Linked DNA regions of Homo sapiens: all the other regions are linked to region 3. A link is an interaction called in ENCODE POLR2A ChIA-PET data of the cell type or tissue named here. Cell type or tissue: PC-9. All regions are shown on one strand. Each heading gives the region's core, and the rest is flanking DNA. Links, peaks and the distances in the headings are about the cores only.

Evidence for each region. Peaks named below come from ENCODE experiments on the same cell type or tissue, not always from the same donor. Only the 100,000 strongest peaks of a DNase experiment are listed, where the experiment ranks them.
Region 1: POLR2A ChIA-PET joins it to region 3 with 6 read pairs; 3 of 35 experiments call an interaction of 5 or more read pairs at or near these places.
Region 2: POLR2A ChIA-PET joins it to region 3 with 7 read pairs; 4 of 35 experiments call an interaction of 5 or more read pairs at or near these places.

Annotation. Positions count from the first base shown.
Region 1 is chr12:22,166,955-22,177,103 of GRCh38, forward strand. No RefSeq gene overlaps it. Among named protein-coding and RNA genes, the nearest start is that of CMAS, 130 kb to the left of the region's middle. In PC-9, for the core only: CTCF peaks have their summits at 6,361 (motif pointing left) and 6,564; no DNase peak of the experiment used is centred there.
Region 2 is chr12:22,196,000-22,206,148 of GRCh38, forward strand. ST8SIA1 (ST8 alpha-N-acetyl-neuraminide alpha-2,8-sialyltransferase 1) reads right to left here. Exons shown (of 5, transcript NM_003034.4): 5 at 1-6,039. The coding sequence ends at 5,553. Among named protein-coding and RNA genes, the nearest start is that of ST8SIA1, 130 kb to the right of the region's middle. In PC-9, for the core only: no CTCF peak of the experiment used is centred there; no DNase peak of the experiment used is centred there.
Region 3 is chr12:22,270,440-22,280,588 of GRCh38, forward strand. All of the region lies in intron 2 of ST8SIA1 (ST8 alpha-N-acetyl-neuraminide alpha-2,8-sialyltransferase 1), which reads right to left. Among named protein-coding and RNA genes, the nearest start is that of ST8SIA1, 59 kb to the right of the region's middle. RefSeq lists enhancers at 1,360-1,529, 2,969-3,138, 6,417-6,586, 6,426-6,595 and a cis regulatory region at 6,502. In PC-9, for the core only: no CTCF peak of the experiment used is centred there; a DNase peak (open chromatin) is centred at 5,592; H3K27ac peaks cover 1,981 bases.

The sequences.
Region 1 (10,149 bases), core at 1,347-9,346, 100 kb before region 3:
ACTAAGTCTTTAAAAAATTTAAGGTGACCCACCTCTATCCTAACCTTCTGTCAAAGCAAAATAAATTATTCAGGAAGGAAGATACAATAATTAAGAGCACCCAGTTATCTTGAAGGTTTTTAATATGCAATTTCCTGCACTCAATCCAAAATTGACATATTAAAAATTTTGAGTCAAACGCCAGAGAAAAAGCAGACAAAAGAATCAGATATATAGGTGATCTAAACATTAAAGTTGCCAGACACATAATTTAAATAAGTATGACAATATATTCAAGAAAATAAATGAAAGAATGAAGAATTTCAACAAAAATTGAATATAATTTATATAAAAAACCAGGCCAGGTGTGGTGGCTCACGCCTGTAATCACAGCACTTTGGGAGGCTGAGGCAGGTGGATCACCTGAGGTCAGGACTTCGAGACCAGCCTGATGAACATGGGGAAACCCCGTCTCTACTAAAAACAAAAAATTAGTCAGGCGTGGTGGCGCGCGCCTGTAAACCCAGCTACTTGGGAGGCTGAGGTAGAATTTCTTGAACCCAGGAGGCAGAGGTTGCAATGAGCCGAGATTGCACCATTGCACTCCAGCCTGGGCAACAAAAGCGAAACTCTGCCAAAAGAAAAAAAAAAAAAGAGAAATTTTAGAGCTTAAAATTTTTTAAATGGAATTCAGACCTCAGTGAATACATTTAAAGTCAAATCACACAGAGCTAAAGAAAGAATTAATAAACTGGGAGAAAGGGCAGAAGAAATTATACAAACTAAATCACAGAAACCAAAGGATGGAAATACACAGGCAAGAACATAAGAGATATATGCCATACAGTGAAAAGATCTAAAGTATGTAAAATTCAAATCTCAGGAGAAAAGGTTAGAAAAGATGGGCAGAGCATTTTGAAAAGCTAATAGGCAATAATTTTTCAAAGTTTATGAATGACATCAAGCTTCCAATTTAAGAAGGGCTACAGCGACAAGCAAGATAAATACAAAGAAAACTACACACAGGCACGCTGTTAAAAATTAGAGACAAATTTTTAAAAAATATTAAAAGCAGTCAGAAAAGGTGACCCACTTCTAACAGGATAAAGTAGTTCACAACAGGTCAGGGACACCAAACAAATAAACAGAAAATCCAGGTAAATTACATCAGTCATATATTTAAGAGCATCAGAGAGGGGTGAAAGCAACAATGACTTGGAGAAAAATTTCAAAGAAGGAAAATCCTTCAGAAGGAAGTAGAAGATCTGCAACTATTCATAAAGGCATTTGCTGATTCTGGGCACTGCCAGGGTGAAAAAAATCAGGCTTGTCCCCTGAGAGAAAAATTTTCTTGAGAAACAAAGTGGTGGGGGGATAAAAAGAGATTTTCATGAAGCTAGAGTGACACAAGATTTGAGATGCTCAAAATAGATCACAGACCTAAAATGTAAAGCTAAAACTATATACATACATATATACTATAAACATACACACATATTTTTTTAATCTCAATGTAATTAATTTTTTAATTTTTATTCTATTATTCTTTGTTCTTGTTTTTAATTGACAAATAAAAATTATATATGTTTATGGGGCACAATGTGATGTTTTGATATATGTCTACATTGTGATAAAACTATAAATATTCTAGAAGAAAACATGAGAAAATCAACCCACGCTTATGGCATGTTTTCTTAGATATCACACAAAATGCACACCATAAAAGAAGAAAAATGATAGGTTTCATTTTGTCAAAATTAAAACTTCTCTTCAAAATATACTTAAGACAATGAAAAGACAGGCACAAACGGAGAAAATATTTGCAATCTGTACATCTAAGTATTTGTTAAACTCAGTAATAGACAAACAACCAAATAATAAACAGGCAAAACATTTGAAAAGAGACTTCACAATACAAGATATACAAATAGCACATAAAAAGATGCTCAAAATCATTAGTTAACATAAACATGCAATTTAAACCACAATGGGATACCATTACACACCCACTAATTCTAAATTAAAAATAATCATACCAGCTGTTGGTGAGAATGCAAAGAAATTGGAACTCTCAAACATTGCTGGCAGGAATGTAAAATGGTACAACCTCTATGGAAAGCAGTTTGGAAAGTTCTTATCAAGTTAGATAGACACCTACAATATGACCTGATAACCTCATTCCTACATATTTACCTAAAAGAAATAAAATCATAAGTCAACACAAAGACTTGTTCATAAATGCTCATAAATTATTTATAACAGCCACGAATTGGAAACAAAACACCATAAAAAAGACAATGGATAAATAAATTGTGGCATAGTCACACAATGGGATACTACTCAGTAATAAGAAAAATAATTTGCTGGTATATGCAGCAACGTGGGTGGGTTGCAAAAGTGTTATGCAGAGAAACAGAAGCCAGGGCAGACACAATGTGTACATGCCTTATGTCTTAGCTTGTTTGTGTTGCTATAAAGGAATACCTGAGGCTGGGTAATTTATAAAGAAAGGAGGATTATTGGTCTTGTGGTTCTGCAGTCTGAGTGCCTCAAGCTGCTTCCACACATGGCAGAAGGTGAAGGAGAGCTGGTGTGTTAAAGATCACATGGTGAGAGAGGAAGCAAGACAGAGGAGAGGCAGGTGCCAGGCTGTTTTTTTTTTTTAACAACCAGATCTCTCAGGAACTAGTAAGAGTGAGAACTCACTCTTGCAGGCATTAGTGTATTCATGAGGGATATGAATAGGATGGAGTAGTTCAGCCATAGAGCATGACCTAACACCTCATATTAGGCCCCACCACCAACACTGGAATCAGACTTTAACATGAGGTTTGAGGAGACAAACATCTAAACTATAGCATCGGCCGGGCGCAATGGCTCACGCCTGTAATCCCAGCACTTTGGGAGGCTGAGGCAGATGGATCACTTGAGGTCAGGAGTTCAAGACCAGCCTGGCCAACATGGTGAAATCTTGTCTCTACTAAAAATACAAAAATTAGCTGGGTATGGTGGCGCACGCCTATAACCCCAGCTACTCAGGAGGCTGAGGAGGGAGAATCACTTGAACCCGGGAGACAGAGGTTACAGTGAACCGAGATCACAGCACTGCACTCCAGCCTAGGTGACTCCTAGGTGACAGAGCGAGACTCCATCTCAAATAAATAAATAAATAAATAAAATAGGAAAAAGAAAAACTATAGCGCCTTATGATTCCATTTATATGAAATTCTAGCCTCCACAAATATAATCAATAGTGTCAGAAAGCAGATCAGTGTTTTTCTGGGGCAAGAATTTGGGGGGATTTAACTGAAACAAAATGATAAACTTTTTTTTTTTTTTTTTTTTTTTTAAACGAAGTCTCGCTCTGTCACCCAGGATGGAGTGCAGTGGTGCGATCTCAGCTCACTGCAAGCTCCACCTCCCGGGTTCGCGCCATTCTCCTGCCTCAGCCTCTCTAAGTAGCTGGGACTACAGGTGCCCGCCACCACGCCCGGCTAATTTTTTGTATTTTTAGTGGAGACGGGGTTTCACCTTGTTAGCCAGGATGGTCTTGATCTCCTGACCTCCTGATCCGCCAGCCTCGGCCTCCCAAAGTGCTGGGATTACAAGCGTGAGCCACCGCGCCCAGCCAATGAGAAACTTTTTAAAGTGATGAACATAGTCTGTATCTTATAAGTGTTGTTGAAATTCATCACATTGTGTGCTTAAAATGGATCCATTTTATTGCTTTCTAATTCTACTTCGATGAAGTTTATTTCTTAAAAACTGCATCAATATATCATATTATTCATCAATCATATTGGCAGTTAATGCAAAACTTGACAACACACTCTGTTGGTGAGGCTGTGGGGAAATCAGTACTCTTACATTGCTTGGGGAATTTAAAAAAAATGGTTTAACCCCTAACAAGGGGAATCTCTGACCTCCTAATGTAATAGTCTCAAAATATGCTAAATTCCTGCCAAAAATGTATTAATGGAAAGAAATCATGTGAAGACATCAGACAAACCCAAATTCAGAGACATGTAATTGGCTTGAATTTCTAAAAAAATCAATGCTGGGGCCGGGAGCAGTGGCGCACGCCGGTAATCCCAGCACTTTGAGAAGCCAAGGCAGGCGGATCACGAGGTCAGGAGATCGAGACCATCCTGGCTAACACGGTGAAACCCCTTCTCTACTAAAAATACAAAAAAATTAGCCGGGCGTGGTGGTGGGCGCCTGTAGTCCCAGCTACTTGGGAGGCTGAGGCAGGAGAATGGCGTGAACCCAGGAGGCGGAGCTTGCAGTGAGCCAAGATCGTGCCACTGCTCTCCAGCCTGGGCGACAGAGCGAGACTCTGTCTCAAAAAATAATAATAATAATAAATAAAAATCAATGTTAAAGATGATGAAAGATAGAAGAATAGTTCCAGATGAAAGGAGACTAAAGAAACATGACAATGATTCAATGTGTGATTCTAGATCCGATCCTGGAATGGGAAAAAAAAATCACCAAAAAGGACATTAATGAGAAAATTGGTAAAATCTGAATAGGAACTGTATATTAGACAATATTATATCAGCATCAAATTTCTTACCTTATTATTATACTTTTGTTATCTAGGAAAATGTCCTTGTTAGGGTATATACATTGAAATAGTTTGGAAGTAAAGGATTATGGTATCTGCAACTTACTTTCTAATTTTCAGCAACAAGAATAAGAATAATAATTAGATTTTAAAAAGCAAATATAGCAAAAACATTAATGATTGTAATGAGTAAAGATTATATGGGTGTACTATATTTGCAACTTTTAAAATTGATGGTTTTTTTTTTTTTTTTGACATAGTTTCACTCTGTTACTCAGAATGGAATGCAGCAGCAAAATCACAGCTCACTGCAACCTCGGCCTCACAGGTTCAAGTGCTCCTCCCACCTCAGCCTTTCCGGTAGCTAGGACTACAGGTGTGTGCCATCATGCCCAGCTAATTTTTGTATTTTTCGTAGAGACGGGATTTCACCATGTTGCTCAGGCTGGACTTGAACTCCTACGCTCAAGTGATCTTCCCGTCTTGGCCTCCCAAAGTGCTGGGATTACAGGTGTGAGCCTCTACACCCAGCCTGATAGTTCTTTTAAATTAAACATTTAAAAAATAAATGAAACAAATATTTAAATAGATCTTTCTCAACTACCAAACATACGACGGAAAGCCAAAGTGAGAAAGCAGGGTATTTTTTTGCCATGGGCTCCTGAACAGTGTAGACCTTGGTTCTTGTAAAGAATTCATAATGGATTTATAACTTCACTTGTATAGCCTGGTTAGAAAGTGGGCAAGAGGGTGTGTGCGTGATGGTAAAGGAAGGAGGGCCACAGCTCTGCTCCTGCACCTGCTCTGCCATTTTGCCTCCCTAATTCAAAGGGCTATAAACATTCTCTTGCAATCCTGGCAACATTTGAAAATGCACAAACCATTATATCAGCAAACGGTGTTTGTGGCCACAGTAACTTTTGAGGAAAAAAGATGTCCCAGAATTTACCTGGGAGCTGGGGTGAGCAACTTCTTTAGTCCAGAATGCCACCTGAAAGATTACGACTATATTTACAGTCACTGCCAGGTGATTATGGTCTGTAGTACCCCAAGGAAGAAGCCAAAGGAGGGAAGTCGGAAAACAGGAAGGAAGGAGAGGAGGACAAGAGGAGGAACATAGTGACTAAGATGTGGAATAAGCATGTGCCCTGGTATTACCCAGCTGCCCCTCAAGGATATTTGCAAGAGGCAGCTGCTTCTGTTCTTACGCTGCCCACAAACTGTGGTCAGGAGGATCCCCTGAAATACACAGTCTGGTCAGTCATTAAGGATACGGTTAAATTTTTTCCAACTCAAACGAATGTCAACTGATGACCTAGGCCAGGGGTGTCCAATCTTTTGGCTTCCCTGGGCCACACTGGAAGAAGAAGAATTGTCTTGGGCCACAAGTAAAATACACTAACACTAGAGATAGCTGATAAGCTAAAAACAAACAAACAAAAACACACACACACACACACAAAATAAATCTCATAATGTTTTGAGAAAGTTTATGAATTTGTGTTGGGCCACATTCAAAGCCATCCTTGGCTGCCTGCATCCCATGGGCTGTGGGTTGGACAAGCTTATCTAGACAAAGATTCACTACTCTTTTGAATTTTTGTAATTCTTTGGTCCAGTTTTATGCCTCACTTTATTTTAACTTTTATCCATGCTTTGTCTCCCTTACCAAATTATAAATCTCTTATAGGCTGAGTACAGAATGTAGTCATTTAATATTCCTTACAATGTTCAGCCTAACAATTCATGTTCAATAAATGTTTGTTGAGGAAACAAAATTTAAAAACAAACAAAACAAGCTATCAATATTTTTTTTAACATGTTGTGTGTTACAGCCCCCTAGTGTACAGAAACATCTGTCTAGAGGAGCCTGAATTAACTGGAATTTGAACAAATTGCCAAGGGAATGATCTCTGATTCACTCCTTTAATTCAAGATTCCTTTGTTTTCTTATCAGCCTAATTTATTCTTCTGAGGGGAAGGGCCAGTTTTAGAATGTTATAACACTTCCATTCTCCATGACTGCATCCCTGACTTGTGCTTCATCCTCCTTCCAATATGCCTTTTCTTTCATCCCAATGATGGAAGATAAAAGTATTTGTTGATTCTAAGATACACTTTTTTCACATTTTAACATTTCTGAGATCAAACTGTATCTTACAATTGATGCTGTCACTATTACTGTTAGGTATGCAGTCTGATGACATAACCGTCATTTCCTATACATATACAAACTCTGTTACAGCACTTCTCAATCTCACATTAGTTGACTAATGGGCATTGTTTGTGTCATTTTTGTTTAATTTAACTGCCAGTTAAATATCTTTAAAAAGATATGATGAACCAACAATTACATATACACATACATGTAGTCTATAGAATGAGTCGTAATTGGGCATTAAGACACAAAGCTATAGTATGTGTAAAATGGCAGGAAAATTATGTAGTGAGATGTAAATTGATTATTGTAAGTTGACTATTTTTTGGAAGAATGACTACATTTCCAGATTATGCTGCAACACAACAACCAAGCTTTCTATAAGACCTAAGAAGGAAAGATACTCAGAAATGAATAAAGCTGGATTATATTTTATTGCTGAGATTCATGCAAAAATATTGCTTATTGTGTGCCATGCAATCCAACTAAAGGCAGAAAAATTTGCAATGGTACCTCCAAATAGATTAAACTTCAAAAGAATGAGATACTGATGTGAACTATTCATTCGTTATGCAAGACTATCAATAAAATGTCAATTTGTGAGCATCTGCCTGATAATTTAGAATAGAAGCTGATTACTTTAGTGATACATGATTCATTCAGGGAAAACATGAAAATGGTAAATTAGACATCCTAGTGAAAGCCAAGGTGGAAACATTCCTCAAAGTCATATGGACAATGTTAAAGTTATTAAGAAGACCAAGATCGTGACCACAAGCTATAAAAATCAGTATATTGCTGATAATATGCATAATTACTGAAGATCAAAAATTATTTTCACATATTTCATTTTAAGGCACAGCATGAAATCTAAGAATGAGAGCTCCAAGTATGCCAGTGCCTATAAATTTCAAAATAATTGGATGGATGAACTAATGATAGACTGGCTGAAAGTCATTTGGAATTGATACCTAAGAGCTTCATGCAACACATACAAAAGTTTGGTTTTCAATTCATTTCATGTTCCATGTATCTTAACAGTTAAAGAAAATGCTTACCAAAATCTATATCAATGTGGAGCGTCTTGGCAATTATAAATCCTTGCTTTTCTATATAAATTATAAATTAAATTTTACAACAAATTCTATGGGTCTAGATCAATTTTAGCAGCAAAGACATCTTTATAATATTGAGTCTTTCTGTCTATGAATATAGTACATTTCTCAATTAATTCAGGTCTTTTTCATTGTCTTTCAATAAATTTCATAATTATTCCCTAAGAGACATGTACATTTTTTGTTGTGTTTATTAGGTCTTAGCATTTCATTATTATTGCTGCCATAGTAAATAGTTTCATTATTCAAATTGCATTTTCTAGCTGTTTATTACTAGCGCCGTAAAAATGAAATTTACTTTTATATGCTGATCTTGTATTTGGTAACCTTATCAAATTTGTGCATTAATATTACAAACTTTTCAAATTTTGATAGGAGAAATTATAGATAATTTTGGTTTTTCTATCTTTTAAAAAGAAGAGTTGTGTTTTTTCTTTCAAATCTTCATGTTTTTATTTCTTTCTATTTTTGGGTATGTGTCTTCTAGGCGCCCAGAGAAAATGTTGAATGATAAGATATCCTACTCCCTCCCTTCCTTCCTTCCTTCCTTCCTTCCTTCCTTCCTTCCTTCCTTCCTTCCTTCCTTCCTCTCTCTCTCTCTCTCTCATTCTTTCTTTCTTTCTTTCTTGACGGAGTTTTGCTCTGTCGCCCAAGCTGGAGTGCAGTGGCACGATCTCGGCTCACTGAAAGCTACGCCTCCCGGGTTCACGCCATTCTCCTGCCTCAGCCTCCCAAGTAGCTGAGACTACAGGCGCCCGCCACCACGCCCGGCTAATTTTTTGTATATTTAGTAGAGACTGGGTTTCACCGTGTTAGCCAGGATGGTCTCGATCTCCTGACCTCAAGGTCCACCCGCCTTGACCTCCCAAAGTGCTGGGATTACAGGCATGAGCCACCGCGACCAGCCCTCTTATCCTTTATTTTTAAAGGTATATTCTAATGTTTCACTGCTAAGAATGATGTCTACTATACATTTTTCAGGTACATATTATTATAAAGTTAGGAAAGTTATCTAAGATTTTTTTAAATCGAAAATAACTTAATTTTTTTCTCATGACCTTCCTTATCTATTGATATGAACATAAGATTTTTTTAACCTGGTTAATATGGCTAACTATGTTAATATGTTCTCTAATGTTGAAGCCTCCTTCTATTCTGAGATAAATCTAACCTATTCAATAACCAGAAAGATGAAAGTCTTAAAACTGTACCTAATAGCATAACTTTAAAATATATTAAACAAAATTAGACAAAAGTCCAATTTGACAAATCCATCATAAAGGTAGAACATTTGTCTTTCAATTGGAGACTTGAGTATATTTAAATTAATTGTGCTTGCTGATGTATTTGGTCTCTAGTTAACAAAGTGATCAATTCGTTGTTTCCCATACGCTCTGTACTTGCTTGCCTTTGCTTGTCTTATTCCCTCTTCTGGGAAGGTCTTCCCTACTACCTCTTATCTTTCTCACTCCATCATAATCTACTCTTCAAGGCTCATTATCCTCAAAGAATTTCCTGATTCAAGAATGGGGAGTAATCATTCTTTAAACTCCTATAATACATTATCGTTACCTCTCCAGGAGCAAAGCAAACTGAAAGGAAGTAGAAGAAAAGAAATAATAAAGCTCATAGCAGAAATCAATGACATGAAAAACAAAAAAAGAAAATGTACGACGACACCAAAAGTTGGTGTTTTTGGGTTTGTTTTGTTTTTTTGCAAAAGCAAAACAACTGATAAATCTTTAGTGAGAATTACTGTGAATAAAGTAGAAAGACACAAACTACAATTCAGAAATAAAATAGGAGACATCATTGCAGATCTTAGAGAAATTAAAATAATAATGGCCAGGCACGGCGGCTCATACTGGTAATCCCAGTACTTTGGGAGGCTGAGGCAAGTGGATCACTTGAGGGCAGGAGTTCGAGACCAGCCAGGCCAACATGGTGAAACCCTATCTCTACTAAAAAAATTTTTAAAAGTAAAAATTAGCCAATATGGTGACGCATGCCTGTAGTTCCAGCTACTTGGGAGGCTGAGGTATGAGAATCCCTTGAATCTGGAAGGCCAAGATCACACCACTGCACTCCAGCCTAGATGACAGAAGAAGACTCCATCTCAAAAAACAAACAAACAAAATAACAATATTATTAATAATTTTATGCCAAGAAATTAGACAAACTACAAAAATTAGTAATACTGACTTATGGGAATTCAAAATAGATCTATATACAGGGAAGATATTTGAACTAGCAATTAAAATTCTTCCCATAAAGGAAAGCCAATCCCTAGCTGGTTTTACTATGATTCTATCAACAATTTAATGAAGAAA
Region 2 (10,149 bases), core at 1,213-9,212, 74 kb before region 3:
ATAAAATTCTCAGACAGCTTGGCATCATTGATTATATCCCACAGCTTCAACAAGAAAAAAATTACCTGAAAGAATTTTAGCACAATATAGAGATCAATAGAAACACAGAGGAGTGACCATAAAATATAATTCCTCTTCTGTGCTTTAAAAAGTTAGAGTCATAGGCTTTGATTATCTGGCAAATGCTCGCAGGCATGTAAGTCAATTTAAAATATGGTATTTATTCCTTATGTATTAGAGACAGAAGAAATCAGAAATGTTGGCACCAGAGAAAACAAATTAGAGGGAAACAGAAACATGTATTTTCCCTTACTGAAATGGTGAGCAGGGGCTGTGTTATGTTTCAATAAGCTTTTCATTCATGCACTTGTTTCAATCTCTCACCCCTAAGATGTATGTAAAAAATTCAAAAGACAAGTCTGGGCTGAGGGTAAAGCAGATGGTATCCATTTTCTTATGATAGAAGGGAAAAAAAGCTACAGCAATTATAGATTCAAGTCTCCTTCCACTTGCAAAATAGAAATTTTCTAGTGCTCAACCTAAATATTGTGGCCTCATATTTAGGAGTTTATAAACAGACGCTCTGGGCTTCAGACTTCCTGTGAGTTAGTCTCTAGGACTTTTAAAGAAGCTATGTAGGAACTGGTAGAATATTTGATATCTCCCTAGCTTCAAGGACTCAGACTATCCATATGAATGAGGGGGAAAAGTTCCACTTTAGAATCACTGGCAGGGCTATAACTAGGTCGGGGTGATCAGACTCTGCCACAAAACACCCACATTTAGACAGCACGAGTTTAAGCAAAAACAAAACAGTTTAAGGCAGTGTAAAATTTTGAGGTCCTCAGCGAATTTCCACACTACCTCTCTAGTCACAATGCTACTAGCTCAACTCTGGAGCCAAGGCAGCTCTCCTGGGAGAGGACAGAGACTGACGGTGCTAAAAAGCCAAGGTTAAGGGTAGAGAGCACTCTGCCCTTTTACATCCTGAGAGTGTGGGGATAGGGTCATCTCCTTTCAACTTGCCTCACCCTCCTCCTAGCACATAGTGGAATGAAGTTGCTAGTTATGTTTACTGCTGACTTTATTAGAGGTTTTGACCTAGGTTGCCAGGCCTTGAAATTGTTAACCCACTTCTACCACTTCCACCCCTGACGTGTGCCCAATAAAAGTCATATAACCTGAGAGTCGACCTATACGACGGGAAGATAAAGAAAAAGCACAACATTACTCTCAGTCCTTATTCCTCCACAAGTTTGCGTCAAGTTCACATAAACGTCCTTACAGCTTTTGATCTTTGGAATTCTACAAACATAGAGAATATATTACCTGGTGCTGGTGGGAAAGTATTTACACAACACAATGAACATTTCCTAAAGTTTTCAGTGGACTGGTAACATTCCCCTCCCCCTTAGGTCCCTCCTAACAAGTATTTGTCAGTGAAAAATTTCACAAAGTCAATATTTCAACCACAGAAGTTAAAACTCTGGATGGCTGACTTTCTATTAATAATCAAAAAATGTATATAATAAAGTTATAAAACTGGAATATGTAGCTGCTGACGAAAAGAAATGTTATCAATATTGTTTCCATTTTGGATCATCTATAACACTCTTGTAAAGCCTTTGACTAATCCAAGGGTATTTTTGGCAAATTTAAAATCCCAGGATTTTTTCAGTTATTTTCCATTTTAAGCCATGTTGTCCAGATTGCTTCAGGTACAAGTTATATATAGCCTAAACAATTTTTTTTAGCCAAGAGAAAGACATGAGACATCACAAAGCCAAACACAGTATTGTCTGAACATGTGCCATTTGAGATCATTTACTTCCTACCCTTGTGAAGACAGATAAAAGTGAACTATACAGAAGCAAAATCCAGTGAGCACTTCCTTAACTTCTTGTATGAGAATTATGCAGTTTAGATGTGCAATTTTGTATAAACTTTTGGCAAAATCCTCTATACAAAGCATATGTGTCTGTGAGTCATTGTCCATATAAAAATCTTTCATATAAACATTACTTTTCTTAATTATGGAATGACTTAATCCTTCACCTACCTTCATGATCTTTGGAATCAATGCAGTTCTCAAATCGAGGCTAATAAAAACTAAAATTCTATCAGGGTACTAGTTTTTAGTCTCTTCACCCTTCCTTTTGCCCCTATGGATCAGCCTAATTTTTATGACTACACAACAATTTTTTTAATTAGTCTGATGGTACAAAGTGATGCCCCCTCTTGGCAGGTGCATCACCAAAAGTGATTAAAGATTTTCTTATTGAATGTCTTCTAAGCTGAATTTTAAGAGTCAGTTATATCAAAATGTAACTGATCAAATCTGGAAAAGTACCAGGCCTAATTCTGAAGGTCTTAATTTCAGATAAACAAAGAAAGATAATGGGAGCTTAGAATTGAAGATCTTAATAATAGAGTATTCCAGAGCACTCTACAGGATGATTCTAGCGAGGTCCTTACTTAGGAACACATAGCACAGTTAAGGATAGAGATGCCTAACTTCATGCTACACACACACACACACACACACACACACACACACACACACACACACTCCTATCTAACCAATTATGTCCAAAAGGCATATGTATGGTGTATCTAGTGAGTTGTAATCTACCATAAGAAAATATTTTCATTAAATTGTAGTCATATTTTGAATGCTGTGAGCATGTATATCTATCTTTAAGTGAAGACAAGGTGGAACAATCAAAATTTCATTTTGGTCTAATCCAGGTCTAATCCAGGTCTGAGATGTCAACCTTGATACTACTGACATCTCAGCCTGGATAATTATTTTGCTGTGAGAGGCTGACTTGTGCATTGTAAGATCTTTAGCAGGATCCCTAACCTCTACTAAGTACATGCTATTAGCACCCTTGAGTCATGAAAATAAAAAATGTCTCTGGTCTCCAGACATTGCCAAATGTCACCAGAGAGGGATAATGAATCACCCCAGCTGAGAAGAGCTGGTCTAATCAAACATCACCAGCACTGGCCATTTCTGTTTTGCCTTTCAGAACCCACATGAAATAGTTTCACAAGTTTGTAAACTAAACATTATATATAAATCTACTGCATAAATCTATCCCAGGCATCATAAAAAGATGAAAAATTTCCACATAATATTTTCTTTCTTTTTCTTTTCTTTTTTTTTTTTTTGAGACAGGGTCTTGCCCTGTCACCCAGGCTGGAGTGCAGTGGCACCATCTTGGCTCACTGCAACCTCCACTTCCTGGGTTTAAGAGATTCTAGTCCAGATGATATTTTCAATGGAACTGTGATGTATGGGCTCTATGGAGCTCATTAATTACATTTTAACAATTAAAGTACTAATCTGAGTAACATTTTATTAACTTTTATATGCGTTTTTGTTAAGCCTTTTATATTTTTAATGGTAGACTAGTAAAAATGTATTCTTTTTTAGGTAACTGCTAAATAACAGTAGCTCAAAAGAGGAAACATATTTAAAGTTTCACTCAAAGTGAATATTTAACACAATTTCTTCATGGTACATTCTCATTATGTTTTTGCTGCCGTATAGCAAACCAGTTCTCCAATAGCATCATTACTCTCGAATTCTTAACTTTCTAAGTAACATTATAATCTGCACTATCAACAAGTCATATTTTAAATTCTAATTTTTATAATAACCTCACTATTTAATTGCATTTAGAAATGGTCTACTTCAATGATGTAGAATTTTGCCAAGGGCTTTCCTATGTTTATGTCATGTTAAATTAACCCACAGAAAATACCAGCCATTATTGTTTACGTGGTAACATGGTATGCTGAGTTTTTACTGTTAAAATTAAACTAGAACTTTTTGGTACAGTTTACCTACAATTTAGTGACATTTAAAATAAAAAAGAAATTGAACTCTAGTGTCACATTTTAGCTTAAGACATTCCAAAGTATGAAGACAACGAGAGGCTTCCCTTACCCTTCTCTGAAATGTAAACACATTTGGCTGCTTGTAATCTGTCAGTAGAGTTTTCTTACTGTGTATCAAAGCTGTTGTAACAAGCTAAGTAGTCCTACCTGCTACTAAGGAAATAAATAGCTACTAATTCACATTTCTTTACTTGTACAAACTATACCTTGTGTGACCACGCTCAACAGCAAGCCCATTCATGAGATTTTGGGTAAAATCAGGATGAGTAAGACAATTCTGCTCATTCCGGGTAAGCATTTGGGGGTAAGACTTGCATCTTGTGCTGCTATGGGTATTATGTGCGGCAACCAGTGAGCTCGGTTGTCTTATATCAACATGTAATGGATAGTGCATAACACATTTGTGATTCTCCAACACTGGTTACAAATTTTTGCCATACCAGGTCATATGAGTTCAGCTTTCATAGTTGCACAGTAATGAGCTTTGTTTAACTTTGTGTGTGTGTATGTGTGTCTACATGTATGCATACATGTTAAGCCTTTTACATTTTTAATGGTATACTAGTAAAAATGTATTCTTTTTTAGGTAACTACTAAATAACAATAGCTCAAAAGAGGAAACATATTCAAAGTTTCGCTCAATTCATTCTTGCATGTATGCATACATGTCCTTTACCTTGCAGTGAATATGCCACAGTAGATAGAAAAGGGATTTGTCTTCTGGTCTGTCTTCCACAGAGACTAAGCTTTTCATCAACGTGCTTTACTGCATTTCTGAACATTAAATTATGAAGACAATTATGCCAATTTACAAACAAATAATTCACTCATATTGGTAGTCTTTTGCACTAAAATAAAAATGACAATGCAAACAGGCTTACATAATGCAGACCTAAAATTGGGTTTATGTCCTAAATTCTGAGGAAGGAAAGTGGCTCCTGTTATCCAGACTATGAAGCAACACAGTCTAAATTCAATAATGCTTCACATTGTCTCTGTGGACTTGACAAAAGAGGAAGAAGCAATTCTTATGTAAAATTTTAAAAATAGAGGGGAGCTATAGTTAATATAGACGTGGCTCAACAAATCACAATTATCAGCAGTAACATTTTGTATCTTTATTACTCAGGAAGGGATTTTTTAAATCTACCCACCCACTTCCCCAAAGAGGGCAAAAATAAATAATAATTTTTTAAAAAAACCTACGGTTCTAAAGCCAGTCTTAATAAGACAGGTTCTTATTAATATTATTAAGCCAGTTTGTGTTGACAATCAGCAACACTTTTACCCCAACATTTTCTTTGTTCTACCTTGATTGGTTCCTCAGCCCTAACAACTCGAGTCTGTCTTGTTTTTGAACTGCATCTTCTAGATTTGAACCATGTGCTTTACCAACAGCATTTCACCAGCATTTTACTAGTTGCAAATCTGCCATGTGCTATAAAGTATTTCATAGGATGTTTCATTTCTTATTTGTCCTCCAAGCCAACGCTGAAAGTAAAGTTTTGCTTGGATCTTCATTGCTCCTTTCCTGTTTTTCCAAGGGCCCATGCAAACTCATGAAACAACTTGACCATTCCCTCTTGGAGTCACATAGAAAACCTAACAAAAATACCCTGGTTCAGTCCTTTCTTCTTCCATTGTTCCTAGGAAGTGGGCTGGAGTGAGGTATCTTCACATGGGTCCAGCTGCATTCTCAGTGCACCGATTTTATGAAGATACCAGAGTTGGAGAAATTCCTCGGGCATGGCATGGAAGCCAGAAAAGGGTAAGACGTTGTCATAGTAGTGGTGGCTGATGGGCTGCTCATGCATATTCACAGAGAAGGGCCAGAAGCCATAGATGGCCACCTCTTCACAGAGACCCAGAGCTGCGCTCACCAGAAAAAGTCCTGTGGACAGGCGCTTGGCATGGATTCCTCTACTTTTCCAGAACTTTCCAATGCTACGCAGAAAGTTGGGGTTGGCAAACAGCACTGTTTGATTGGCACCAACATCTGACAGTGTATAATAAACCCTCAAAGATGGCTCTGTTCCTGTCTTCATAGAAAAGGCAGGCATGTAGATGTAACTGTGGTTATAAATTTTCATGTTGTCCACAAATGTCTTTCTGGACCACAGAAGGTTCTGAAACCTATTGAAGAAAAAAAAAACTGTTCAATTAAACCTAGAGAAAAAGAAACTCACCAAAACCCACTCTGTTGTCTTCTGGTGGCCCTGATACCTCAAATCATCTCAATGAAACACATGAAAAACACTTTATTTGTATTTAAAATCCTCCTTGAACTTATCAATTATCTCTCATCAAATAGCCTGACTTTTTCCCTGACCCCAACTTCTTAAAACGCAGTTAACATTTGTTAATGGGGCTCCCTCTAAACTAAAATGCATTATACATTTGTTCTCTCCCAGAACGTTTTTGCCTGAAATGGAAAACGGTTTAATTCTCATAAATTCCTGAAGGTTGTTGGCTGGGATTTTGATGAAAGGTACTTAGGTGGTCTAACATAACCACAAGACTGGTTTCTTCATCTGCAAATCAAAGGAATCACTTCTAAGATACCTCTCCCCACTGAAATTCTATGATTCTATAAATATTCAGATTCATCAATGCTACAACTATAATATTACATGGAAAAAGGAAAGCTTGTTACTATTACAAAATGATGCAGGGAGTTGCCCATATTGCTTGCTCCAAAGAACTCTACTTTCCTATGTTCTTTCAGTTTGGATTACATGAAATTCTAGTGCAGTTGTAGAAACAAAGATACAAATAAGTACAATAGAATGTTCTAAATACAATGTTGATACTTGTATAAAGTACTATGGAATACAGATGAAAAAAATAATTCTGCCTGGAAAGAGGGAGTGTGGTCCAAGAAAGCTACAGAGTGGGAATAACATTTAAATACACTTCTTATAGGGAAACAACAGAAAGAACAGCAACTAAACTCGAAGGGATACTTTGGTTACAGGCAAGAGTACGCAATATACTGAGGCAATGACAAGGATTCCCTGTCCCTAGAATGTAGGAGGTGCTAATGGCGGCAGCAGTGGCTGAAGACAAGGCATTCTTCGAAAAACGTCTTATATCTGTTTTGTTTGTTAGAACATCACTCTGTGGTGACAGGAAATCTTCACAGCAGTGACTGCTTACAGCACTTATGGCAACTGTCAGTCTGTGTAAAAAAAAGGTACTCTAATAGAATAGAAGATTACCTTGGAAGGAAGAGGCTGGTAGCCTGGAGACCAGGTAAGAGGCTGCTAATACACTCAAGTTAAAAAAAAGAGAGAGAGAGAAAGAGAGGGAGAGAGAAGGGTAGAGAGAGAGAAAAGCAATGACCTAGATTAGGGCCTTGCAACTTTTAATTCCTTTCACCATGGGAGCTGCCCATCTTGGGTTATATGCAGGTGGAGCAGCAGCATCAAAGAATAAACTGAGCCACAACTAGCAGAGGAAAGTCTGGCCTGACATGTTGGCAGGCTCATCATAATTATGTGAAATTAAAGTTCTGAATACACAAATCCACAGGATTGTATGTAGCAATCAGCATTATTGACTCTGCCTGCCCAGAAAGGTATGTTTCTCAAGGCCAGAAGGAAGGGAAATCTCTCAAGTTGTCTTCATGTCCTTGATCCAGTAGCCTGCTTTCTTGATCCAGTAGCCTGCTTTATCAATTTTTCCCTGGGTCCTGATACAGAAGTAATAACAGGGTCTTTAGGTAGATTCACTTTAACTTAGAAGAAGCCATGGAAGCACATTCAACCATATCTGGAGCTGGGCCAGCCTCTCCAATACAAATTCCTGCTTCCCAACTTCCAAATGGGCTCTGCTTAGCAATTCCTTTCTTCCATCGCCCACCCATATCTTCTAATATGGGTGGCACTAATGCTTTCCCAATCATATAGACACACTGTGTAGATAACCTGCTACTCCATTTGAGCCATTGGTTCTCACACTTTAGTTAGAATAACCCAGAGAGTTCACTAATATCACAGCTTCCTGGGTTCTGATGAGAGTGATCCAGGGGCTGAATTTTTACCTAGTACTCCTGGGTAATCTGACACAGGTGGGACATACTTATTTAGAAGATCAAAGCATCAGTGTAAGCTGTCTGGCTTTCTGCATCCATCTCTCACCACCTTTTTCTTTACATCTTCTAATCACATCCTTGCTGCCATTCTAAGAAGTGCTCCATCTTCCCCTCTGTATCTTGAGACAAGCTGTTTCACATATCCTAAAGAACTCATGTTCCAAAGTGGATCTCTCCTCTTCAAAAAAAAAATCAACCTCTCCATCTCAACTGAATTATTTCCTCTGTCTTCTAAATACGGTTAGAACTTTCCCCTTCAACGCTACTAAGGTATATTTTACAAATAAAAATCGTGTATATTTAAGGTATGTAATGTGGTGTTTTGATATGCACATACATTGTGAAATGATTACAACAAGCAGGTTAGAACTAAAAAACTCTTCTTAATATGCTCATACCGTTCCCAGTGCTACATTCTCATTCTGTCATTTCACCATCAACCTTCTAGAGCAGTTAGGATACCTCTATTGCTTTCCTTGCTTCCTTCCATTCCTCCTTATTCCTGTACAGAATGGCTCCCATTTCACAGGGCCCTGCTGGCTGATGGAACTGATCCCTGTCTCTGTGGACTACATACTAGCAGAGAATTACACACTGCTTCAATAAAGTCAAGATGATTGATTTTGTGTTTCCTGTCTTAAAGCCAACTGATTAGTCTTGAAGGGAGTAGTTTTCCCTTTCTGTGTTTTCACTTTGAAAAGGAACACACAGCTTGAATTTACTATAGTCCTAATTTTATTGACAGTTATTATTTTTACCTCTCCCATTCTGTGACAAATGACATTATTATTTAAGAATTAGATTCAATTCAATAATTGTTATGGTATACTGAATATGTTTAATATTACCCTGATCAAGAGTTTAATGGGGTTGGTATTGAATTTTATTACATTATTACAAAATTAAGCTGGAATTAGAAAAGAGTGGTGCTCCAGTTTGTCTCTCCAGCCTCATACTCAGCTACTCCTCATGTCCTCACCCTATGCTCCAGCCATCCCTGTGTGTGTACCTGTCCACAATTTTTATTGCATATATTCATTTTTGCTGATCTAGTCATTGCCCTGGTGAAGTTGTGCCTATAAATCAAAACTCAACTTAAGCTTTCCTTTATTAGGCTTATTCCTTCCTTCCAACTTAAGCTTTCAAAAGTCTTCTTTGAATTCCTGAATAATAATTGCTCATACTCTCTAAGACTATGTACTCCTTGAAAACAAAGGACAAGTTCTATTCATCCTTTAATTTTTATAACGTAGCTCAGAATATTTGTGTACTATATGAATAAAAAACTACTAAACAGTAATTTTTAAAAATAAAAAAGAAATCAGACCAGCCTATGAATTAAAAATAAAAATGAAGATCAGCCCATGAATTATTAAAATAGAAATGATTAATTTATAATCAATATGAGCATAAAAGGAAAAACAAAAACAGAGTGGAAAGGACAAAAGTATAGCACATTTTATAAAGGAATTGAATACATGATAATGGGGACAAAACCAATAAGATTTTTTAAATTACTTAATAAACAATATTGAGATAGTTAGCTAACAATTTGGAAATCTGAGAGGGAACAGATTCATACTTCACGAGACAATTACCAAATAATTTTAAGATAAGTAAGATAGATATTTAAAATCTAGCTGGCACAGTGACTCAAGTCTACAATCCTAGCACTTTAGGCAGCTGAGGTGGGAGGATCACTTGAGGCCAGGAGTTCGAGACCAGCCTGGGCAACCATCTCAATAAATAAATAAATAAAATCTATGTTACAAAAACTAAAAAAAAAATCATGAACTTATCAGACATTTGCAAAATATATTTCAACACAGGAAAATATTAACAAAATTGATTATGTCATGTTGTAAAATTTCATTACCATGAAGAATAAGATAACTAAAGTAAAAAGGGAATTACTCTGAGAAATATTTACAGCAAATATAACAAACATAAATTGGTATCGATAAATTGTAGAGTCTGAATATATGGATACATTGATATGAAAATGGACAATTAATCTTGAAAGAATTTCAATTAAAAATGTTAAAGCATTCAGTTACAGTTACAAGACGCAAATTGAATACAAAAAGGAATATTAATAGAATAGAAAGGAACACAATAAAGGGTGAATAAAGCTCTCACCTCCTATGACA
Region 3 (10,149 bases), core at 788-8,787:
TTCATTAATGTTTCCTACGCACTTTCCTTAAAGTGTCACATTTTGCGGAATTGAGTTTATTTATTTAAATTAACTTACTAATTATTTCCAATTTAAAATTAAAATACTGAATTAAAACAAAAATATGTTCAATATAATTTTTCCTCTAAATCTATTTCAAATAAACTTTTACGTGAACCTAGAGTGTGGAATGATAGACAATGGAGACTCAGAAAGGTAAAGGGGTGAAAGGGGGCTGGATAATGAGAAATTATTTAATGAGGACGCTGTATGTGATTCTGGTGATGGATACACTAAAAGCCCTGACTTCACTGCTACGCAGTATATCCATGGAACAAAATTATACTTGTACCCCATAAATTTACACAAATTTTAAAGATAGGAACAAAAAGAAAATTGAAATTTTAAAAGAAGAAACTTTTGTAGGAGTCGTAAACAGTTGACATTAATTGCTTTATTTGTACAGGTGGTCACAGATTCATAATTAGTAAATGGAAATACACTAAAAAGTTCATTGTGCCTTTTTTCCTATGTATTTGGCCATACTTGCACCTACCATGTCACTTGCAATCGTGGTAGCCTTTTACATGAGGTAGGTAGTTTACGTCTGCAGTTCCCACAGGCACATAGATTTCCTTTTTCTTTCCAATAGGAGCCTCAAGAAAATGAAGCTTTGGTTGTTTCATCAGCAGTGGCTTTGATGAACCTTTTGGCTCACATATCCATTAACTGACTCAGTAAGAAAACATCTGCATTAAGGATGTTTTCAAGGCTGGAATGACTTTCTTATAAGTGTACTAAACAGAATGCCAAGCCCACAGGAAGCACTGGCAACAGAAAGTTCAGAGTTGGCCAATTTAATCCTCAATGCTTCTCAAGCACAACTTAATTGAGGAAAACTTCACAGACAGATGGAACGATAGCATATATAAACTCTATATGAATATACATAACATATCTAAATCACTCCTCAGTCATCTTCTAAGTGCCCAGGTCATGGAGAATAAAATGGTTATTTACACAATTACAGCATCAGAGGATTCTGCCACTTCCAATGTACTTTGTGATGGGTACTGAACCTTTCTTAGCCTCAGCTTCCTCATCTATAAAATGGGGTGAAGGGAAACGTAAGAAATTACCTCTACAGTTATTGAAAGAATTAAATAAAATGATAATTATAAAAAGTGCCAGGTCTGGAACTTAGAAATCATTCAGTCAATATGACCTATTAATAGCTGTAAAATACGAGAGCGCCAATCATCACATTGCTCTGGTGGCTTCCCTGCTCCAAGTAGTCATTCTGATGTTCTGTGTCCTACATCAGCCTTTCCTGTCTCCTTGTTCTCTGCATCCCTCCACTGTTCTTAGATCTCTCAACCATCTGCAAAAGTGAAAGGAAATTTCTACATATCAAGATCCCCATGGTATGACATAACCTAAAACATGAAATTTAAATTTCCTTCAGGTACCCTCTTTTTAAAGACATGACATAATCTATGACATTTTATTACCATTATTTTTATTCATATGATAACACTTTGCCTTTTTCCCCAAAGGTTTCCTGGCCCTTACTTAATCTATCTTACATCTTATAAATCCTTACCACTGAATGCTTATTTTCCTAAGCCCAAATCTTTATCTTCTAAATCCTTTCTTGCCCCTATTTGTTCATGATGCAATAAAAGGTCACCAATGAAATTACAAAATGCCTTAAGTGAACGTTTTAAGTGAATGACTATAATTTACTTTATAATTTTTGACCTGCTATGGTCTTACTTTCAAATATTGCAGAGAGCACTTTGCTACTTGTTTTACAGGGCCATTTCCTTGAAATGTAATTACAAGCTGAAAAAGCAGTCCTAGGGGATTACTTAATGTATGTCCTTTACTAATTCCAAGGACAGTCAAAAAGTTTTCAACTCGAAGGATGATTGTTCAAACTGCCCACACCAACCAAGGTTTAGTGTTCATAATCTGGATGAAACCATTTTCTTATTTAGAGTTCAAGGGGTTAAAAAATTATTACTGTCTCTGGCAAGAGGTTGTTTGGGAACTATATTGACTGGCTTGTTTCCTAAACATATTGGCTCCACGGCGCTACAAAGACTGAAAAGTATTTTCCTCCAGCAGCTGGGCCAAGATAAATTGAAAACTAACAGGGAGACAGTATGTCAATTTCAAAGATACTGGTATTATAATAGCTGTGGTTTTAAAATACAAATCCCAGTCATTCGCTTTGTGGGAAAATTGGTACAAGAATATTTGATGGCTAAAAGACTGAAGAGCACCAAGGCTCCAACACAAGAACCGACAGTCTGGAGATGCCAGCTCCTGGCAGGGAAGAGACCTCGGAACCAGTTCAGCTTTTTGCTCTGTCACTGCACTCTGCCATTTAGTTCTGGTTGGGGAGAAGGCAGAGACTGACTGAGCTGACATCTCTGACTGTGATTTTTACATCTTCAAAAACAGCAGCAATTTCTCCATTATGGTGTCCTTTAAGATTGATTTCATTGCAACATCTGAGACTTGTATTATCTAATGACACAAGAGTAACATGGTAACAAAAGCGCTCGGGGTCACCCTGTTTGACTATCTTCACAGTTAGCCTTAAAGGCTTCAGTCTGGGACAGTTATTCTGAGGTTTCTTACCGATAATGACAGGAGGCAGACAAATGCCTAGATAGACACGGGCAGGTCCTGGCGAAACCCCACCTCCAAGTTGCAGACAGTTTAAAGCCTGAAAGCCAAGCTACAAGTTAAATCCTCGGACTGGATTGAGACCCCACCTGCCCGTTTGGCACACTTTCCTCTGATTGATCCCCACCGTTCACCTATTTTTCATATACCCACACTTTCCTAATTGGCTTTCTACACTGTCATGTCCACCTTTGAGTGGCATCTTTGCTTTGACCTTTTTGCACAGTCACAAATCAATCAATACAAGCTACCTATTCTGAGCCCATAAAAAGCCCCAGGCTCAGCCATATTGAGAACTTTACTGCCTTTGGGTAGGGGGACCACCCCTGCTAAAAGCTGTTTCATCATTCAATGAAACTCCCCGCCTTGCTCACTCTTCAAATTTCTGTGTGCCTACTTCTTCCTGGTCATGAGACAAGAACCCAGACCTAGCTGAGCTAACGAGCAAAAAAATCCCTCATCATTATGTTGACTGCTTCCAATGTGAGGATTTTCCCCTCCACTCTCTATTAATGAACTCCAAGTCTCTTTATATTTATACCAAAACATAGGCTCTAGGTACACCAGGATACACTTGGTGATTGTATCCACCAAAACTAAGCAGCTGAACTCATTCATTCATTCATTCATCATTCCACTAAAATTTATTGAATCTCTACCATGTCTCAAGCACTATGCTACAAACTGAGACACATAACTCCCTATCATCCAGAATTAAACACTATCCCTGGAGAGGTTTCCAGCTGGTAAGAGAAGGCAACTTCAATCAAATACTTATAGAATTGAATATGAAGTTGCAAATGAAAGGTACCTGGTGCTCTGGGGACCAGCCCCCTCCTCCCCAGGAAATGGTTCTCAAACAAGATGTAAGGGATCAATGTAAGTTAATTAGGTAAGAGGAGGCAACAGTCTTCCAGGAAAATGGATAGCATGTGGAAAACCTCTACAGAAGAAGACAGCACAGTGTTTGTGAGGATATGAAAGAAGGCCAGTAAAGCAAGGTATGAGGATGAGAAGCAACATTGTGGAAATTGATGCTGGAGCCACAGGAAGAGATCAAGCCTTAAGGGGTTTATCTTTATCCTAAAAATCAATGGGAAGACAATCAAGGGTTTTAAGCAAAATGATTGCATGATCTGATTTGCATTTTAAAAAGCTAACTCAAGCTACAGCGTGGTAATGGACTGGAGAAGAGGCCAGATTAGATACAAAAAGCCCAGAAGATAACTTTTGCAGAATTCTAGACAAGAGGCCATTGTCATTTGAAATGAGATGGTAAAGACAATGAGAGAAAATAAGAAGTGGATGTGAGAAAAAGAAATTATCTTCACAAGTATCAAAATGTCCATCAGCTCCATCCAATAACAATTTCTTAAGAATAATATATGTCTTAAAAGAGAATAAGAATAGCGAAAAGAAATAAAAACAAAATAACTACATGCCCAGAACCAATATTGTGGCTTGACTTTTAAAATGTACGATCTTGTTATTTCAAGATTAGGATGAAGTCCTGCACACTTAGAGGGTGACTGTCCACACACCATCACACACGCCACGCTCTATCGTGAGCATCCAGGACCTTTCCTTCTTCCATCGCTGTTGCCTGGATTGACCTAGGTTGACGTAACTTGATGCCATGTGGGTGCAAAGGTTTTGGGAAAAGCAACCATCCATTTCATCATTCATTCAGCACATTTTAATTTACCACCTGCTATGTTATGTGCCAGACCCTGTCTATGTGCTGCCTTCAAAGGGCTCACAGTGTGGTCAGCAGAAAGCATGTGAGCCAGTAACTGTTATTCAATAACAATGTTGACAATTCAGTTATTGAATTGTTATACAATAATTGTTATTCAGTTGTATTAAGAGAGATATATACAAATTTGGGGGGGAGAAAATAGATTTTTAATCAACACTGCCAGGTGGTTGAGACTTGGGAGAGGGAACTGGGAAGGTTTGCAGAAATGATGCTTTGGCTGGATCTTGAAAAATAAACAAGAATTCATCAGATAAGGATAGGAAGGGCATTTTGGGCAGAAGGAACAACATGTACAAATGTGAAGACAAAACGAAAAAACGAATTGTTCTGGGAAATGCAAGTCACTTAGTAAAAGTAAAAAGTAATGAGGGGCTGGGGCTGGGCATGGTGGCTCACGCCTGTAATCCCAACAATTTGAGAGGCCAAGGGCGGGTGTATCACTTGAGGTCAGAAGTTCAAGACCAGCCTGGCCAACATGGTGAAACCCCATCTCTATGAGAAATACAAAAATTAGCCAGGCATGGTGGTGCACACCTATAGTCCCAGCTACTCGGAGGCTGAGGCAGGAGAATCACTTGAGCCCCGGGGGCAGAGGTTGCAGTGAGCAGAGGTCACACCACTGCACTCCAGCCTGGATGACAGAGTGAGACTCCGTGTCAAAAAAAAAAGCAATGAGGAGCTGGAGGAAGCAGATGGATGGCAATTGGTAAGCTTATATTAGCTGACATTCTCAGAGAGTTCATATCGTGAAGACCTTGTGTGACACTCTAAGGGATTTGAATTTTATCATACAGGTTGTAACCAGGAAGGATGAACCTGCTCAAGATTGATCCCCTGTCAACAGGAAAAAGATGTGGGCTCCTGTAGAGCTGCATGGAAACCAGATGGGGCTCAGTGCCCAAGGCCCTCTATCCTGATCAGTAGCAAGGCTTGGATTCCCACTACTCTCAGCAAGCCAAGGAAGAAACTAGCTCTTCTGCAACTATAAGCTGATGCAATAAATCCCATTTGTGTTCCCCATCCCTCACCCACTGCCTGAGCTCTTCTGTAGCTGGGGTGAGGTGCTGGCAGTGCTCCGGGAACTGGGCCTGCAGCCTTCCTATTCCAGTACTGCTGTGAGTCAGGGGAATGATATGGAGGGAGGATCTAGCGCAGCAGCCTCCAGGCAGGATTCAGCACAACACTGGGGAGTGATCTTTCCCTCAGGCCTCTGCCTACCAAGGACTGGGCTTGTCACTGGGAAAACACAAAACATTACACAACCCAGCAACAACAAAAAAACTAGTCCTCTTAGAATTTCATGCACTTTGATTTTTTTAGGGCTTGTGCCCTGTTTCACTTGTAGAATGCTTGTATTGAGTAAAAAGGAGATGTCCTAATATTCAAAGCAGCTAAACGTCCTCTTTGCCATAAAGACCCATGTAACTAACTGTGTGAACACTCGGGATTTTTCTCCTCTGTCCCGAGGTTGTCGTCTGCTTTCTTTTTTGGGTTTCTTTCTAGAAGATGGAGAAGTGCAAGTGACAGGGGCTGAGAGCACCCCCCAAACACGCAAGCTCTCAGCCATGGGCAGCTTCTCCACAGCCCCAGCTTAGCACAAGCTCCTGGAGGGCTGCCTGGGGGAGGCAGTCATGGAAGTGCCAAGGTGGCCAGATGGTTCCAGGACCACAGTGTCTTTATTTTTAACTGTTTGCCACTGCCACCCCCACCCCTGCCCGACTCTGGAGTACTGTCTTCCCCAGACAAGCAGGAGTGAAGTGGAGGGGGGAAAGCACTGATTCTCAGTTGGGGTGTTCCTAACTGAGCAGTAGGGATAGAAGGTGTGAGCCTGGGAGTGCTTTTATAAATTATTTTTCTTGTAGATTTTATTTTTAATTTATGTCTGTGACCTGCCAGGAAGAGGGGAGAGAGAGAGAAAAAGAGATGCTGTTGAACACATGACAAAATAAAATAAAATGGAAAAAAAAAAGGCCACCGTTTCTGGCCATCTATGTCATTCAACTGTATCTGCAAGACTTGTACCTGAGTCACCCATCATAGCTACACTGGCTTTCCATTCCCTACAAACACTAAGTTGATAAAAGAGGCCAAAGCCAGGGTTCTGCCCTATCTTAGTAAGTATGTTATATCTCAGTCTCTCAATCACCCCAGGGGAATGGTTGGTGCATCCCTAATTACAGAACTACAAAGCCCAGTGTAGTTTCAGGTTCCCTTTCTTAGAGGGTAGAATTTCCTTATTTTTAATAATAAAACGCAACAGCATATCTACTAGCTGCTCCTTGTCCTTCATGAGTTTTCTCTGTGAATGCTGCTCCAGCTGACTTAGTCTGCCGTTTAGCCACTTGCTCATCTGCATGGCAAGTAGTGAAGAGTGAGTTAAGAGATGTCACACACACCAGTTTACATTTTATAACAACAAAATTGGCAGAGGGTGGAGGATGTCACAGAAAGGCAAATTCATAATAGTGAACTTTTTTTTTTTTTTTTTTTTGAGATGGAGTCTCACTCTTGCCCAGGCTGGAGTGCAGTGGTGTGATTTTGGCTCACTGCAACCTCTGCCTCCTGGGTTCAAGCAATTCTCCTGCCCCAGCCTCCTGAATAGCAGGGATTACAGGTGCCTGCCACTACGCCCAGCTAATTTTTGTATTTTTAGTAGAGACAGGGTGTCATCATGTTGGCCAGGCTGGTCTCAAACTCCAGACCTCAAATGATCTGCCTGCCTCAGTCTCCTAAAGTGCTGGGATTACAGGCATGAGCCACCGCGCCTGTCTGTGAAACTTTTTTGAAAGTTCTTGAATTAGTATAGATAACAGATGATAAACCTTGACTTAACCCAGTGGCAGTGAGGTAAGAAAAGAGGGGATTGATTCAGGAAATATTTATGAAATAAACTTGGATTTGGACAGTGAAATTCAAACATAAGACCCTGGTGTCCAGCTCAAGTGACTGAGTAGACGATAGTGTCATTACCTGAGATCAGGAATAGAAGAAAAGAAGCAGGAGAAAGGGACAGAATTGTGAGCATGTAAAAGGTAAGGAACCTATGGAACATTGAGGACAGTATCCAATAGGTGCAGAACCGGATCTATTTTTACTCACTATTATTTCCCCAGGAACTAGCACAGTCCCTACCACACAGCAGTAGTTGCTCAATAAGTACTTCATGAATGAGTGGTCGAACACTTATTTTACTTACATAGAATCATGAAAATTTCAGGAAAGCATAGTTGTGCTGGCAGCAGGGCATATTTATTTAGGTGACAAGTCCAATCAATGTGTAAGGCAATCTTCTATGCATCAAATCCTTGCTTTAAATTTAATTCTAACCTTGATGTTATTTTGTAGATTTTTGATTTACATTAAATTTTATAGTTTGTGTAGAAATACTGTGTTTTTTTCTTGAGTCCAGAAATATCACTGAACTTTTTTGGATTTTAAAATATCCTCAAACAATCTCCATGTCAGGCATCTGGAAGCACCTACAAACTGTAGCAACTTCAGTTCTTACTGACCTTGGGTGTCATAGTCAAAGACTATGTAAGAGTATAACAAGAAAAGACAATCAGGAAATTTATAAATTATGGCTACAGAACTAACCATACTTTGTGAATATACTATCCTCTGAATAGTATATTAGACCCAAGATGTATATAAAATCAGAGTGGATTGAACTCTAGAAACAGAAAAATGTAAACAAAATAATCAGATGATACATATTGTATATGGGGCTGTTAGCCAGTGCTTCATTAACTGCAGACACCCCAGGTGAAGTGATTATCAAATTAATTTACAATTGCATTTCTCTCAGCACTTATTTTCTTTTTCTTAGCAAAGAGTTAAAATTCTGAAATCTCAAGAATAGAGTCTGAATAGACAGGAAAAATAAAACTTGGCAAGAAAAAAAACCTATGCATAATAATTTTCAGAGTATAAAATGTTGTCTTACCCTCAAAAAGCACTTTTGTTTCCTTTACAATCAGCAGATGTTGACCCATGCCCATCTATCCTAAATTTTCTCACCACACTTATCCACTTACCTATTTTTCTGACAAACTGCTAATATAATTTCTTAATTACCTAACAATTTTCCCAAATCCTCTCCTTACACTTAGTTTTTGCTCTCTCTGTATTGTCAGCCTCCACAGAGCTAGACATTGAAGACAGTAAGAACCTAAATGTTTTTGTCTGAAAAATTCTACTCATTTATCCAGCCTACTTCTCAATCTCTATATACACCTGAACCTACAGCTGGGGTTCAGACTGAGCCCTGAGCAATGTGGGTCAATCTTGGCCTTTAGGGGAATGATTGGGCATGGTCACCTGAAGCTATGGGAATCACTACCAAGTTACACTTGTGTTCTGGCCCTGGCTTTGAGGTATGGCTCTAGTAACTTGGTTTATGACTTAATTTCAAAACATAACCCCAGGCTGCCCTTCCAGGTCCCTGCCTCCCAGCCCATACCAAGTTCCAGTAACTGTGCTTCAGCCTTGCTTACAAAAACAGTCCCTAATTTTGGCCCCAGTGCTAGGATGCTCACCTGGTTCACTTGTGTTCCTGCTGTGATAAATGATCAGTTCCCAAACCTCTAGAAGTCAGAGGCTCTGGCTTCTTCTGACCAGTACCCTTGGAAGCTGCCAGTTGTCAAAACCTCCAGCGTAGAGACTGGGAACTTGAAGTCAATTGTTTTAAACGGATCTCTGGGTATAGCTCCATCCACCCCATTTTCATCTCTGCATTCTGCATACTAGCAGCACATCATGTTACTCCTTATTATCTTCTGGTTATTGCCAACAGTGTTCCACAGTAAGAACTGCAATACCCCTTTCTGGCTACTGGCTGGACTTCCTTTTAGCCCCCAAAGCTATGTTCACTCCCTATCCTATCCCTAGCCAACCCCTTTCCCCATTGTGTTGGGCAAGTCAAGCTTCAGGGTCGGTCTCTTCAATCTACTCAGAAGTTCTGAACACTGAAGATAACAGGGTAGAGCTAGTCAGGCCATAAGTGATTAAAAAATGTTGTGCTAGCTCACCTGTGATCTAAGAATGTTTGGCCATCAATGGAAGGAAGACAGTGAATTAGAAGGAAGATAGTGAATTGATCTGAACATAGACAAACACTCTGAAAACGTTCTCTGTGCATAGTCATACCTCTTGATTATTTGACCAAATTAATTAAGCCAGAGAAAATTCAGGGTTGAAATGATACCTCTCTATAAGTTAATCAAATATGTCTATGCATTTAAGCGACTCCTAATAGAGTTTAAAAGTACAAATGAGCATATTAATAGAAATGAAACAGAGGCTTCCTAGTATCCAAACAAATGCTCAAAACTAAATTAAAATCGGAGGCAAATTCCTTTCTACACTTGGACCTTTGTAAGAGCAACCAAGATTAAGAAACTAATCAAAGAAAAAAAACTAAAGGTATACCAGGTTCTCCTGCAGGGAAACACCCTGTCATGTCACCACACCTAAGAAGAAAATGTTATATGGAACAGTAACACCTCCTAAGAAAAGCTATCACTCCCGTCAGGCCTACGGGATGAGATGTGACTCAGTGGTAATTGGTGTCATGAATTCTTTTCAATTATTCCCAGGAAGCTAGAATCCTGAGCCATAATCGGTCTTTGTATGAAATTTTACACATTGTCAAGTAATTTAGAAAGATCTACACCATGGCAAGATAGAGCATT